Linked DNA regions of Mus musculus: region 2 is linked to region 1. Evidence: chromatin loops called from intact Hi-C (ENCODE). Cell type or tissue: left cerebral cortex. All regions are shown on one strand.

The links. A loop is a pair of places that touch in the nucleus more often than their neighbours do. Peaks named below come from ENCODE experiments on the same cell type or tissue, not always from the same donor. Only the 100,000 strongest peaks of a DNase experiment are listed, where the experiment ranks them.
Region 2: a loop joins it to region 1, with 2.0 times the contacts of the local background. A loop is called at or near these places in 2 of 42 quality-filtered maps.

The regions. Positions count from the first base shown.
Region 1 is chr1:87,524,151-87,532,150 of GRCm38, reverse strand. It overlaps a transcript of Ngef not described here. Among named protein-coding and RNA genes, the nearest start is that of Ngef, 18 kb to the right of the region's middle. In left cerebral cortex, no CTCF peak of the experiment used is centred here; a DNase peak (open chromatin) is centred at 4,726.
Region 2 is chr1:87,659,400-87,667,399 of GRCm38, reverse strand. It overlaps Inpp5d (inositol polyphosphate-5-phosphatase D), which reads right to left. Exons shown (of 27, transcript NM_010566.3): 3 at 1,863-2,013. Among named protein-coding and RNA genes, the nearest start is that of Inpp5d, 43 kb to the right of the region's middle. In left cerebral cortex, CTCF peaks have their summits at 199 (motif pointing left) and 3,171 (motif pointing right); DNase peaks (open chromatin) are centred at 6,359, 7,638 and 7,893; H3K27ac peaks cover 1,224 bases.

The DNA of each region.
Region 1 (8,000 bases):
CAAAAGCAGCTTAAGGAGCTGTTTCCTTCGGCCGCAGTAGAGGGGATACGGTCCATGGGAAAAGCATGGCGGCAGGAGCTTGAGACAGCTCATACTGTGTCTGCAGTCATGTTGTAGACATAGTGTGTGGGCTCAACTCACTTTCTAGGTTGGTTTGTTTGTTTAGTCCAAGACTTCAGCCTAAGGAATGGTTCTGCCCACAGGGGAGGCTCTTCCTAGTCCAAGTAACCAAATCTAGATAATGCCTCACGGACATGACCAGAGGGTTGTCTACCAGGTGATTGTAGGTTCTGTCAAGACGGCAATCAATGCTAACGACCACACAGACACATGAAGGAAACCTCATGTACCTTGGAGCAAATGCAGAACCAAAACTGGAGTCTTCTCTCCAGTCCTGGCCCGATTGCCCTCGTGGGTTTCAGGGATATGGGGAATTCAATCCTACATCTTTTTTTTCCATTTTTTATTAGGTATTTAGCTCATTTACATTTCCAATGCTATACCAAAAGTCCCCCATACCCACCCACCCCCACTCCCCTACCCACCCACTCCCCCTTTTTGGCCCTGGCGTTACCCTGTACTGGGGTATATAAAGTTTGCGTGTCCAATGGGCCTCTCTTTGCAGTGATGGCTGACTAGGCCATCTTTTGATACATATGCAGCTAGAGACAAGAGCTCCGGGGTACTGGTTAGTTCACAATGTTGTTCCACCTATAGGGTTGCAGATCCCTTTACCTCCTTGGCTACTTTCTCTAGCTCCTCCATTGGGAGCCCTGTGATCCATCCATTAGCTGGCTGTGAGCATCCACTTCTGTGTTTGCTAGGCCCCGGCATAGTCTCACAAGAGACAGCTACATCTGGGTCCTTTCGATAAAATCTTGCTAGTGTATGCAATAGTGTCAGCGTTTGGATGCTGATTATGGGGTGGATCCCTGGATATGGCAGTCTCTACATGGTCCATCCTTTCATCTCAGCTCCAAACTTTGTCTCTGTAACTCCTTCCATGGGTGTTTTGTTCCCAATTCTAAGGAGGGGCATAGTGTCCACACTTCAGTCTTCATTCTTCTTGAGTTTCATGTGTTTAGCAAATTGTATCTTATATCTTGGGTATCCTAGGTTTTGGGCTAATATCCACTTATCAGTGAGTACATATTGTGTGAGTTCCTTTGTGAATGTGTAACCTCACTCAGGATGATGCCCTCCAGGTCCATCCATTTGGCTAGGAATTTCATAAATTCATTCTTTTTAATAGCTGAGTAGTACTCCATTGTGTAGATGTACCACATTTTCTGTATCCATTCCTCTGTTGAGGGGCATCTGGGTTCTTTCCAGCTTCTGGCTATTATAAATAAGGCTGCTATGAACATAGTGGAGCATGTGTCCTTATTACCAGTTGGAACATCTTCTGGATATATGCCCAGGAGAGGTATTGCTGGATCCTCCGGTAGTACTATGTCCAATTTTCTGAGGAACCGCCAGACTGATTTTCAGAGTGGTTGTACAAGCCTGCAATCCCACCAACAATGGAGGAGTGTTCCTCTTTCTCCACATCCACGCCAGCATCTGCTGTCACCTGAATTTTTGATCTTAGCCATTCTGACTGGTGTGAGGTGGAATCTCAGGGTTGTTTTGATTTGCATTTCCCTGATGATTAAGGATGTTGAACATTTTTTCAGGTGCTTCTCTGCCATTTGGTATTCCTCAGGTGAGAATTCTTTGTTCAGTTCTGAGCCCCATTTTTTAATGGGGTTATTTGATTTTTTGAAGTCCACCTTCTTGAGTTCTTTATATATGTTGGATATTAGTCCCCTATCTGATTTAGGATAGGTAAAGATCCTTTCCCAATCTGTTGGTGATCTTTTTTGTCTTACTGACGGTGTCTTTTGCCTTGCAGAAACTTTGGAATTTCATTAGGTCCCATTTGTCAATTCTCGATCTTACAGTACAAGCCATTGCTGTTCTGTTCAGGAATTTTTCCCCTGTGCCCATATCTTCAAGGCTTTTCCCCACTTTCTCCTCTATAAGTTTCAGTGTCTCTGGTTTTATGTGGAGTTCCTTGATCCACTTAGATTTGACCTTAGTACAAGGAGATAAGTATGGATCGATTCGCATTCTTCTACACGATAACAACCAGTTGTGCCAGCACCAATTGTTGAAAATGCTGTCTTTCTTCCACTGGATGGTTTTAGCTCCCTTGTCGAAGATCAAGTGACCATAGGTGTGTGGGTTCATTTCTGGGTCTTCAATTCTATTCCATTGGTCTACTTGTCTGTCTCTATACCAGTACCATGCAGTTTTTATCACAATTAAAGTAAAGCATTAGGTCAGGCATGGTGATTCCACCAGAGGTTCTTTTATCCTTGAGAAGACTTTTTGCTATCCTAGGTTTTTTGTTATTCCAGATGAATTTGCAAATTGCTCCTTCTAATTCGTTGAAGAATTGAGTTGGAATTTTGATGGGGATTGCATTGAATCTGTAGATTGCTTTTGGCAAGATAGCCATTTTTACAATGTTGATCCTGCCAATCCATGAGCATGGGAGATCTTTCCATCTTCTGAGATCTTCTTTAATTTCTTTCTTCAGAGATTTGAAGTTTTTATCATACAGATCTTTCACTTCCTTAGTTAGAGTCACGCCAAGATATTTTATATTATTTGTGACTTCAATCCTACATCTTAAACTTTTATAAAGACATTCATGCTAATAGCAACAGTTAAGTATCTTTCAGTTTAAAGGAAAGGCTGCATGCCAACCCTCCTCTGGTTTTAATTTCCTAGCATGTTAGTTGTGGAGCAGAAGACTCAAATCAAAGCTATTTGAACACCATCAGGATTCAGTACGCTAGTCCCTTGTCAAAGGCAAGTTCAAGGCAATTGATCACTGATCCAACACTTTGCAACAAGAAGATGGCAGGCTCAGAGAACAGAATAGTTAGCCAGACGTGGTGGCGCACGCCTTTAATGCCATCACTCAGGAGGCAGAGGCAGGCAGATCTCTGTGAGACTTCAAGGCCAGCCTGGTCTACAAAGTGAGTTTCAGGACAGTCAGGGGAGTTGGGGGTGGGGGTTGGGGTATGGGGACAGACAACCAAAAGCATTTCCCAGTAGGAATGGTGTTGTGAGGGTAAAGAGTAGAAGGCTGAGCACAGGTTCCATATTCAGAGAACCCATTGTTTTTTACCTGTCCATATTGAGAATGGAAATTCCAGGAAAAGTTATACCAAAAACAAACAAAAACAAAAAAACTGAAAAAAGAAAAACCAAACCCACAAATAAACAAGCAAACAACAACAACAACAAAACAAACAAACAAAAAGCAGGTGAGCCCCACTGATAGAGAAAGTTTACGACTTTGAAAGTATTATCAGTGTTCTGAGGGATTGAAAAAAGGATGTTCTTGTCAAAGGTCTTAACCATATCACAGTGCTTGATAAATAATGAAGTCCTGAAGGCAGAATAGCCAGAATCTCCATCGTCAAATGGCACGGCTCTTACATATGCTTCATAAATCTGGGAATTAGAAACACATTTCTGGCTCTTATTGGTGTTCCTCTGGCTGTTTTTATTGTCAGTCTGACTTTTTAAAAGGGTCTTATGTAGCTCAGGATAGGTTTAAGTTCAATATGTGGCTAAGAATGACCCACTGGTTGCAGGACATATGTAGGACAGACATTAATTTCCAGTGTCTTCCTTAATGTCCCTCCATTGTCTCTCAGTAAACTAGAGCTTACTAACTCAGCCAGATGTCAGGAACCCTTCTGTCACTGTGTCCTTCCCCTCCCGACATACACTAGTGTTCTAGGTATATCTGGCACACCCAACTCTTTTAGGGGTTCTGGGGGATTGAACTCAAGTCCTTATGCTTGCTCAGCAAGCACCTAACTAAGCCATCTTGACAGACCTTCTTGCTGTTGATTTTGTTTGTGCCTCAAGATAGGGTCCCACTATGCAATCTTGCTTGGTCTGGAACTCCCTGTGTAGATCAGGCTGGCCTTGAGCTCATAGACATCCACCTGCCTCTGCCTTGGATTAAAGATGTGCACCACCATGACCAGCTAATAGCCATATGTTTAAAGACCTGCCCATACCACCAGGCAAACAAGCTTAAGGCTTTAGCCCCACTCTCTTACTGCCTCCCCTCCCCTAGAGCCCCGCTAAGGCCCTTCAAGGCTTCATAGCCCACGTCTTGAGGAACTTGGGTCCTTGTCCTGTGCTGTACCAGGCATCTGGGCTACATATAGGAACCAAATCATTTCCCCCTTTCCTCCAGCCTTCTCCTCTTGTGGAAGTGTGGACAAGGAGCTATGTTTCCAGCTTTGTGCCCCCAGCCTGTGGTGAGAGACCCATGAAACACTGACACTCAGAGTCCCTAGGGCCACATTTTTCTTGTAGCACAAGAACCCATGGGAGACTTCCTTAGTTCACCTTTGACTAATGTCTTGGGATTGCTGCCCTGTGTTAGAGATTTGGGAGAGTGCTGTAGAGACCAAAAGGAGCAACAAACATGACCTGCAGCATCCTGGGGGGTTCCAGGACTCAGCCTGCACACTGCGCCCTGAGGGGGAATATGACCTCTTCCCATTTCTTCTTTTCTCTCTGACTGGAGTAATTGGTGCTGTCAGTCCTGGATCCCGACACTGCCCGTCATGCAATTGTCAAACCTCTAAATTAAGACCTCGACTCTGCGGCATGGAATAATAACATGCTCTATTTTGGCTGAGTTTAATGACCGTGCCAAGATTCAAGTCTTGCCAGGTTGCAAGGTCACGTGGGTGCCGGAAAGCCTGCCTTACCCTGGCCTGGAGAGAGCTAATTGTGTATAAGGAAAAGAAATGAGATTGTGCTCCACTCAAGACAGACCATCAAATAGCAGGTGGCTGGTTTTCGGAGAACCATAGGAGGGACCTGGCACGCCCAGCTCAGCTTACAACTCCCCTGAGCAGGTTAGAGACAGCCTGCTCCTTGGAGTGTTCGCAAGTTGCCTTCATTACCTTTCTAGCAAAAACTAAAGAATCGTGCAGAAGCCCAATTCAGCTTGACCCACAGGGGCCTCGAAGCCTAGTATTCACACCCAAGAGCAGCCGACCACAAGACTGGATGGAGTTTAGTGACTGTTGTAATAACAGCAAGACCTGAAAGATATCAATCCTGGCTAACTCTGCAAGGCAGTGTGTGTGTGTGTGTGTGTGTGTGTGTGTGTGTGTGTGTGTGTCTTTCTCGTGGCAGCCCAGGGAAGGCCTTGTTGGTGATGAGGAAGGCTGAGATGGCAGAGACTTCCTGCCAAAGGCAGGCACATGAACTTGGAAGAGGAGCCTGAAGAGCCTTCCAGCAGCTTGCCCACAAGCTTGTGAGAGACTGAACCAGGGGCTTCATGGTCCGCAGAAGCCAATGAAGAGAATAAATGCAAACTTTTGGGCTATTTTTATGGTGATCAATAAACAATATATTGGCAGTATAGAAGGCAGGCTGAAGAGATGGCTCAGTGGGTAAGGGCACTGACTGGTCTTCTGAAGATCCTGAGTTCAAATCCCAGCAACCACATGGTGGCTCACAACCACCCATAATGAGATCTGACGCCCTCTTCTGGTGCATCTGAAGTCAGCTACAGTGAACTTATGTATAAAATAAATAAATCTTTGGCTTAGAGCAAGCAGGGACTGAGCGAGCCGAGTTGACCTGAGCGAGCAGGGCCAACCAGAGTGAGCAGGGCCGACTGGAGTGAGCAGAGGTCCTAAAAATTCAATTCCCAGCAACCACATGAGGGCCCACAACCATCTGTACAGCCACAGTGTACTCATATACATAAAATAAATGAATCTTTGGAAAGAAAAGAAATAGAAGGAGATTCTTTATAAGCCAATGATGCTGAGTACTGTATCTCTCCGAGCTCCGCTCTTCCTGGTCCCTGTCAACGGGATCCCTGCAGTTGGCTGTCTTCACAGACCTTAGACTAGCTTGCTGTCCACGGTCCATATCTTTAAACCAGGTGGGAATGAACCCTGAGGGGGAGTCTGTGCTTTCCTGGGAGCAGCTAAGACCAGGCCTTCAAGATGGCGTCCAAGCAAGGCTTCTTTCTCCCTGTGCCTGCTTCAGTACCTTCATAGGCTTTTAGAAGCTCTGCCTTAGTGAATCTCTTGTACCTGGACCTCACAGGAATCCGACTCAAGACACACCTGTATTGGACTCTGCCTCCTTAAAATTAAAAAAAAAAAAAGCATTATCAGGTTCTGAAAGATGTTCTTTCATTCTCACAACTCGCAAAGATGATTATTGAACCAAGAAAACAGAAGCAGATAAATTCAAATATATAATTGATCCAATTATTTTTCAAAAAGCATTTGCCAGGCTACTAAGATGAGTGACCACAAAACAAAAATCTTTTTGTTTTGTTTTGCTTGTTGTTTTTGTTTTTCTTTTTTTTTTAATTAATTAATTAATTTATTATATGTGTGTACACTGTAGCTATCTTCAGACACTCCAGAAGAGGGCATCAGATTTTTGTTACGGATGGTTGTGAGCCACCATGTGGTTGCTGGGATTTGAACTCAAGACCTTTGGAAGAGCAGTCAGTGCTCTTAACTGCTGAGCCATCTCACCAGCCCCGTTTTTGTTTTTTGGTTTTTTTTTTTTTTCTTTTTTTTTTTTCCCCCGAGACAGGGTTTCTCTGTGTAGCCCTGGATGTCCTGGAACTCATTTTGTAGACCAAGCTGGCCTCGAACTCAGAAATTCGCCTGCCTCTGCCTCCCGAGTGCTGGGATTAAAGGCATGCGCCACCATGCCCAACTCGGTTTTTGTTTTTCAAGACAGGTTTTCTCTCTATAGTCCTGGCTATCTTAGAACTAGGGCTGGCCTTGAACTCAAAGATCCACCTGCCTCTGCCTCCCAGTGCTGGGATAAGGGGATGTGCCACCACACCCAACTAAACAAAGCAAATTCTTTAGCGGCCTTTCCAGAAGGGCCTGGGAGAACCATCAGCCACTCTCAGAATCTGACTCTTGGGCCTAAGGATAGTGAGTGGGCTTCCCAGGTCAATCACAGCCACATGCAAGGCCTGAAGCCTGACCTGCTGGGGCGTCACAACAGTCATTTGGTTAATAATAATGTCATCCCAGAGCTGCCAGCAGTGTAAAGTCAGCTGTGGCCCCTTCCATGTTCCTCTGAAGCGTGTTGACACAATCACATATTCATGGAAAAAAAAAAAAGTCAGACCAGAGGAGGTCTAGGTTTGATAACAACAGTTTCGGATCACACTGGCTCTGGCAGTCTCCCTAATCCTGTCACTGGACCTGTAATGACTCAACAGAGGTCTCTGCAACTCAGCTGCCTTGCCAGCACAGAGGAAAGGGCTGGACCACAAGACCTATGGGGTGCCCTTCTCTCCAGTTTTCACCCTCAGGATAAGTGGGGGTGCGATAAAGGATGGATACTACACAGCTGGACCTCAGCCCACATTAAGCACACACCAAGCAACTCCTATTGTTGCCTTTTTCTTTATTATGTTTCTGTCTATCTGTCTGTCTGTCAGTCAGTCAGTTTATCTGAGACAAGACCTTGCTGTGCAGCTATGTAGCTCAGGCTGGCCTTGAACTTGTGACGTTTCTGCCCCAGCCTCCCAGGTGCTGGCAGAACAGCCATGTGCCACCATACCTGGCCCTCTTTGCTCTCTTGATTCACAGAGTCTTAGAAGCTAGTTCCTTTCCAGGAAGTGGGTCATGTTAAAAATGTATGTAAAATATTCATGGAAACAGCACAACACACTGTGTTTACAAATCCGTCGGAAAAACATAAACATCCAAAGCTCGCAACCAGAAAAAGACATGAAAAGATTATTCACCAGGCTACAAACCAGCTTCATGAGTAGAGAAAAAAAAAGCAAGACATTGATTTCATTGAGCAAACTAGCACTTCAGAAACAAAGCTCTGATACCGGAAAGAGCACTGTGGAGAGAATAGAGATTAGGTACAAACTGTCTAGAGCTGCCCGAGGTCTGAATGTAGAA
Region 2 (8,000 bases), 140 kb before region 1:
TTCTAGACCCTCAGAAACAAATTTAGAAAGCAAAGGGCTTCTGAGACCTAAAATATCAAACAACTTGACTTTCATCTGGGAGATTGTAACCCTTGCCCACCCTTTCAAATGTCCTTCATGTGCACAAAGTCAAGGTGACTGGGACATTTAGACTCAGGACTTCCTGCCCAAGCCCTGCCCTGCCCCCTGATGGCCACTCTGGTCAGCCATAGCACTACACAGGTGACAGAAACAAGGGTTTTTTTCTTCAGTGTATTTGTACATTCCTTTCCCTCTGGCTGTGGGAGACAGATCTGAACCTATTTTGAGCCCTGGAACTGCAGGCCCTCGAGAAGACCCAAGATGGACCAGATGCCTTGGTCCAGGCACTGGGTGTCCCTTGGCTTTGGGTCTTGCAGGTGACCAGGAGCTTTGGGGAGGTGAAGTCAAGGTCAGGAAACAGATTCTCTCCAGAGCCTTTATAGGACACATTGAAGGGTTTGCCTCTAATGGGATGCCAGTGACAGAGCAAGCTGAGAAAAAGCATGGTAGCCTGAGGGAAGAGAGAGTGGTGCCCTGTCAAGGACATAGCTACAGAACCAGGTCAAGGCTGCCATGTGGCCTTGTGGCCTTCTTGTGAATTTTGGTCTCAGCTATACCTCAGCTGCTGATCTCTAGAGGTCAGGCAGAGGAGACAGGGCAGTCCCCCATCTAAGCAGGCTTCAAACCATGGCCATCTAAGACACATGCTTCACCATGTGCCTCTGTGGCTCCCTCAGGATGGTGAGGCAGCTCTCCTGGCTGCCCTCTGGAGGGTCTTCAGGAAGGAGAAGGTTGAAACAGAGGCCAGGCAATCCACAGCTAGCCCACAGTATAACAAGACACCTGGCATATTCTCTCCAGGGACAGGTAGGAGCCAGGCCTGGGATGTCAACACTACATGTCTAATGCTTTCCCCGGGGAACCTGCCGGGAACTCACTGACCTGCTGAGCGTCTCACGAGGTAACATGTGGGCTTCTGTCAGGCAAGGAACCTTTGAGATGAAAGGAAGGGTGTCCTGCTACAGGGCTTTCTGCATACCTGTCTCTCCAAGACTGGCTCCTTGTCTCTGTGCTGGCCTTCACAAACTCTTGGAAACTCTTTTTCTCCGACATATTTTAGAAGCCTCTTTACAGATGGTGGTGTCTCACTATGGAGCCCAGGCTAGCTCAAACTCATGCTTTTCCTGCCTTGGCATCCTAAATTTTGGAATAGCCTGTGGCATGTCCCACCATGACCATTTTGGTTGCCTTTAGTGATGGTACATGAAGAAGCACTTCCCCACCCTCTCACTTATGTGCATGGAGCCTCTCAACTTTCACTATAGTGAAGAAACTGATGGCAACTTCATTTCTGGAGTGCACTGCTGATGGTGTTCCATTCACGCGCTCATCTGGTCCTGTGACATCCTGAGAGATTAATATGGGCTACTCTTATCTAATCTCTTTAAAGGCAAGATTGTGGTTCAGAGAGTCAGAAGTCCCTAAGGCCACAAAGGCAACAAGCCGGGGAGCAGGAATTCTAGTCTACACCTGACTTCAGAGTCATATGAGTTCCCGGCCAATCATTTCTGTGCCAGCAAGACTGTCTAATCCAGTGCTGCAACCCTTTAATACGGTCCTCAGGTTGCAGTAACCGCAACCATAAGATTATTTTGTTGCTACTTTGTAACTGTAATTTTGCTACTGTTATGAATTTCAATGCAGATATCTGGTACGGGACCCCTGTGAAAGCATCCTTCAACCTCCAAAGAGGTACTCTAGTCTAGAAGCACCCGTGAGGCTGGACCACAGAGTCCTTTTGTCACCTCCCCACACTTGCCATCCCTTCCTTCCCTTCCTACCAGTGTCCTCCTCAGCCTCATCAATAGCATCCTCCTCCTCCAGGGGCACGGGGTACTGCAGGTGGGTCACCAGCCCCATGTTTTCCTTCTTGTAAAAGTCGATGAGCTGGTCCAGCTTCGTGAAGAACCTCATGGGGACACCTTCGGATGCCTGAGGACAGAAGCCCCGGACAGAGCACACTTTAGCTAGAATGTCACCCAAGCACAAAGGCCACCTGGAGCAGAGACTGAAGAGACTAGGAGTGACCATATCCCAGAAAAGCTCTCCACTCACGCCTCACATCCCGCAGCCAGTGGCTCCCAGGAGCCCTTTGCAAAGGTGCAAATAGAAGTATTTTTAAAACTATTTTTTTCTCTCCATCTGTTAAAAATGATTTCTATAAGTACTTTACTATACAAATTAGTATATATTTTTTTATTATATCCAAATTAGAAAATACCAGTTTTTTAAAAAAAATAAATCACCTATAATCTCAAAGGGCCAAGAGTTCTATTTTTACAAGTTTAGGTGTGTGTGTGGTGAACAGAGCTATTTTTGCTCCCCCCCCCACCAAGACCATTTCTAAAAATTATATTTTATTTTTGGTATTGAAGGTAGAGCTCAGATTCTCACACATGCAAAGCACACATAGCCCTACCGTGAGTGACACCCCGGGCCCCGACTATTTGTTTATTAATGACTTATGTTTTACAGCACCGGGGATTGAAGCGAGGACTGTACACAAGCTAAGGAAACATCCGTCCTACATCTCCTGCCTCTGCCTCCTGGGTGCTGGGATGACAGATGTGTGTCACCAGGCATCAACAGTCTGCCGTTTTAAACTTGATTTTGAAGCAGGTTTCCTCTAAACTATCCAGACCAAGCTTGAATATGTCATCCTCCTGGCTCAACCCTCCGAGGAAGAACACGTGCTACCACACGTGGCTTGTTTACTGTATTTAGTTAAGGCTTTTTGAAATGGGGTCTGGCTATATAATTCAACGTAGCCTCAAGCTTGCAACCACCCTCCTGCATTAGATCCTCAAGGGCTTAAAGATTACAAGCTTGTGCCACCACACTTGATTATTGCTTTTAAACATAGGAAAATTCATGCTTGTACTTTTTTTTCCATTTGTTTAAATTCTATGTTTTTGTTTGTTTTTTTGAGTGGGTCTCACTATGGAACCCTGGCTAACCTGGAACTCACAGAGATTTTTCTGTTCCTGTCTCTTGAGTCCTGGGATTGAAGGTGTGCACTAGTAACCACGCTAGACTTAGTTACTTTTTTAAAATATAAAATTGTTTTGTGTACTATGTGACTGCAGTGCCCATGGAGGCCACAAGAGGGCATCATATCCTTTAGACTGGAGTTAGAGATCGTTGTGAACCACCATGTGGGGCTGGGAACTGAACCCAGGATCCTCTGCAAGAGCAGTCAAGGCTCTTAACCACTTGGTCCCCCATCCAGCCCTTAACTATGTTTCTTGTTTGTTTGTTTTTTTTTTTTTTTTCAGCCAAAAGTCAGAAAGTTGTCCAAGCAACACAGGGATCATCACCAGTTTGTGCCTCTGCTTTTGATGATGGAGGTGACTCTGCTCTACTGCTCTCACACTCTGGGACCAGGACTCTTTTGTATGTTGGTGGAAGAGGCAGCTCCAGTAGGAAATTCAAGGTCTTCCCTGAATAGTTAGCCCAGACCCCACCAAGATGCCCCTTCATCCATTTAGATATACCCTTGCTAAGATGGCTATCCCTACAGACAGCCAGACCAGAGCAAGAGACCAAATTGCTGCAGCTAATGAGATACATACTCTCTCTAGTGAGTCTCCTGCGGCTTTGTGGGGTCATGATCCCTCCACATGGGCCAAGTGTCTGCCCATAGTTCACTCTTGTCTAACTATTATTTAACTTATTTTATTTTAAGACAATGTTCTACATAGTAGCTCAGGTTGGCCTCAAACTCATGGCAAGCCTCCTGTCTCAGCTCCCTAAGTGTTGGGATTACAGGCATGAGCTGCCACATCCAGCTGCCCCAATCATTTTAACATGACTTGTGTCCATCTTCAGGTTTAGAGATCAGAGGCTGAACCATTTCTTTAGGGCCAGCTAGCTACCTTCTTGCTGAAAGAAACCCATTGCTTGGGGGGTAAACCAGACCAATAGGAGCATGGGTTTGAGTTAGAAAGTCCTCACAGGAGGGAAGGCAGGTGGTTGACTCAGTCACATCTATATTAGATTCCTATTCCTGATGGTTTGACTGCTTGATTTGGGAGGGTTGGTATGCTCTCAGGTGAATGGGACAGACTCAGGAATCTTGCCAATTTGATGGAATTAAGGCTCACCATAGATACAAGTCTTTGGGCTTCTCTAGGTGGGGCTTACTGAGGTGGGAAAACCCACCCTAAATGTAGGTGACATCATCCCATGGTCTGAGGTCCAGGACTGAGTAAAGAGGAGAAAACAAACTGACTCCAGCGTTCGTCCTGGTTTCCTGACTCTGGACATGGTGTGGCCAGTGGCCTCTGCTTCCCGTCCTGTGCCATCCCCATTGCTGTAGACTGTATCCCCTGAACTGTAAGCCAAATTAACTCGTTTCTTCCTCAAGTTGCTTTTGTAAGGTATTTTGTTACACCAATGAGACAAATAGCTGCTACAACTAGGAAGCTCTCAGACTTGTCTCTGAACCTTGGGTTCTGGGTCTTCTACACTGTAGTGAGTCACCCGGCCTTTGGTGAGAACAGTCTCTGTGGACTCGGGCTGTCCATATGGGCTCCAGGCCTCCCTCTGCGTGCTTCCCGCTCTCCAAGTGTACTTGTGTGCTCATGTGTTTTACACACAAAAATCCGTGCGTGTGCGTGTGTGTGTGTATGTGTGTGTGTGTGTGTGTGACAAAGAGAGAGAGAGAGCGTGAGAGAGCATATATACACACTCATGCTGTATGGCTTAGGTTGTCTTAGTAAATTTATAGAGAGCTTAGCAAACCCATCTGTTTATTCTTTTCAATAAACTCCCCTGTCTCCTCAAAACCCCACGCTGCTCAATCTCTTGTGAGCACTGTTAAACCACCTGAGTGGCAGCCCCTGCCAAGATTTCCAAAATATTCTCCAGTGAGTGGTTCAAATGCAAACAAGAATGGAATAACAAGAATAATTTGATAAGATGTAAGACCTGTGAACTCACTTCAGGTAAAGTGTGTGTGGTCTTGTCAGGGCTGGTTAGAGAGAATCGATGATTCGAATCGATTCGAATGCCACTGGGCATTCGGAAAGAGAATGAAAATATCAAAGAAATTTGAGATGGGCTGACTCCTGAGTGAATCTGGGGAAGGAGTCTCATCAGGGAGTGGAGAGTGCCTAAGGACTGCATGTGTGAACACTGGTGCGATTGGGGCTTAGGGGGCGTGCAGGCTGAGATGCACATTATCTTATACAGCAGGAAAAAAAAAAAGCCAGAACCAAACCCAGAGACGAGGCTCTATGCTGCACTATTGAATTGTAGACATGTTCAAGGTGGCCGTGGCAGGCAGAGTGGGGATGGGGTAAACAATGGTGGGTGAATAGGCTGTGTATTAAGCAAGCAGAGGAAGGAGAAGCTAAAGGGATCCCCAAAAGGAGCAGGCAGGAGCTGGAGGCAGTTGTGACTGCTGAGAGCTGTTAGTCAGCCATGCCTCCCTGGCCCCTGCTCATGCTTGCATTGTCATGGAGGCCAGGGAGCAGGGCCTGGCAGGCCAGGATGGCTGACCACCTAGGTGGGTCAGGCTTCCGGGAAGATGGGGAGTGTAGGGTTGAGGTCAAATGTCAAGGATGGGGAAGCAGGCTCCTCCAGGTGGATGCATGAGCATGAGCCAGCTTGGAGCGGCGCTGCTAAGAAGGGAGGCTTTCCTCTGCCTCCCATAGGCACAACTCCCCAAGTGTGGGATAGTTTGGACTGTCTTCCCACTTATTAGAAAGGCAATCCCTGTATTCATATGTACATGGTGTTTGGAGGTAAAGCCTTTGTAATAGGTGTGTGTGTGTGTGTGTGTGTGTGTGTGTGTGTGTTTACGTGATGGTGTCAGTGGCTCTTGTTGCAGAGGAAAAGCAATCTCAGCTCACCCTTGCTGTCTGGCCATATGATACCCCATGCCATGTTATGATACAGCAAGAAGGTCCTCCCTAGATAGAAGTCAGCACATTGCTCCTAGGATCCTACATCCAGAACTGTGAGCCAAATAAGCTGTATGCCTCTATTCACGGGTGTCTGGCTAGGACCTTGCTCATGCTAGGCATTTGCTTTACCTTCAAGCTACATGCCTGGACTTTAATCTTTAAAAGTGACCCTGTTTGTGGTACTCAGTCAGAGCAACAAGATCCACTTATTTATTTATGTATGCAATGAATATGCACATATACAAGGCCAACTGATGAGACAGATGGGGATGAGACAGGAGGCAGAGATGCCAGGTGGGTGCTGGGTCCATTTGACAGAGAAATGTCCTTGCAAAGGCCTTATGGCCACACTATAATATAGATTCACTACCCAGGAGCTGGGGCTCAGGGACAGCTCTGAGTGCTTTGTACTTCTAGTACCCAGAAAGGATACAAGGGCCCTCCTAAGGGAAGCAAATTCCCATGAGATAAATTTCAATTGTTATGCCATGTGGGCCAGCAGGAAGCAGCCTGTCTTCACAGGCAGCAGACAGAGGCAGAGGAGATGGTGGAGATATGGGTCCCAACAGGCCAGAGAAAGGGGTCTCTTGGAGGCACAGTATAAAATGCTGTCTTCATAAGATGGGCTTAAAAGGCCCTATGTCCAGGCAGAGTGGATAGTGAATGGCCGGCTCTGTGTAGCCAATAAACCCCACTAAGCCTAAACCAACACGTGGGAAGATCTTCTAGGTGGCAGTGTACTGACTGTGGGCCAGGAGGAACAATAATGTCCTTTAGTAATGAGCCTAGAGGTCCCCTTCCACATGAGATGTTGCACATATTCACCTGCCTAAGAGGCCCCCCTCCCCACAGGAGCGGGGTCTACATACTACATCTCGGTCTACCGTACTTCCTGTAATTCTGAGGAGCCTGGCAACCCCTGATTCTGTGGGGTTACCACACTGGAATCAGAATGACAGGCAAGAATTTGTAGTTTTAATTGTGAACTTGACACAGTCTAGAATTATCTGGGAAGAGAGTCTCAGTGAGGAATTGTCTAGATCAGGTTGGCCTATGGCGTGTGTGTGTGTGGGGGGGCAGGGAATAGGAGAGGAGTATTGCCTTTTTGTTTTGTTTTGGTTTTTTTACGATAGGGTTTCTCTGTGTAGCCCTGGCTGTCCTTGAACTCACTTTGTAGACCATGCTAACCTTGAACTCAGAGATTTACCTGCCTCTGTCTCTCTCAAGCACTGGGACCAACAGCACCCGCCACCTCTGCCTGGCTACCACTTTCACCTCCCCGTTACAAAGGGCCGTAATGTGGAATTATGAGTGAAAACAAAAACAAACCTTTCCTCCCGCCACCCCCTTAGTTGCTTTTTGTTATTACAGCAACAGGAAATAAAACTAGGTTAGATACCTTCTGTGTGCTTGGGCTTGGAGGTAGAAACAGTGAGAGGTGGGGCTTGGTGTACCCCCTTTTCTCCCAACAATCCCAAAGGTGGTGCTTTTTCGACTATTTTAAAATGTAAAATGTGGTCAAGAAAGGTGTCATAGGCATTAGTCATAGTCCTAGCAGGAAGCAGATGGCCATATAAAACTGGCATTTGGGGAGAGTTTGGTAGGTAGAGAGGAAGAGTTCTAGAGCTAACAGCGGAGGGAAGCAGTTTACCCCTACCCCCCTGGAACCTCCCAGCAGAAGGATAGTGCTGGAGCCCACTGAGAACTCCCAGCAGGAGGGAGCCAGTGCCAGAGGACCCACCCCCGCTTCTTCACTATCTTCCTCTCGCTGTCTTACCACCTGGCTGGGGCTCTCACTGGCTAAACTCAAAGGAGTGAATGAACCAGAGGACAATCATGATGGCAGAGAAGCACCTGTGTGTCACATGGAACATGAGGCTCAGATCAAGGCCTAGTTCATAGTTCCCTGCCAGCAGAGGGGCGTGGCTCTGGATTCTTAGCGTCTAGGCCGCCAGCTTTTGTTCCTCATTCTGCAGCTAAGGCCTTCCTTAAAAGATACACCAAGTCATT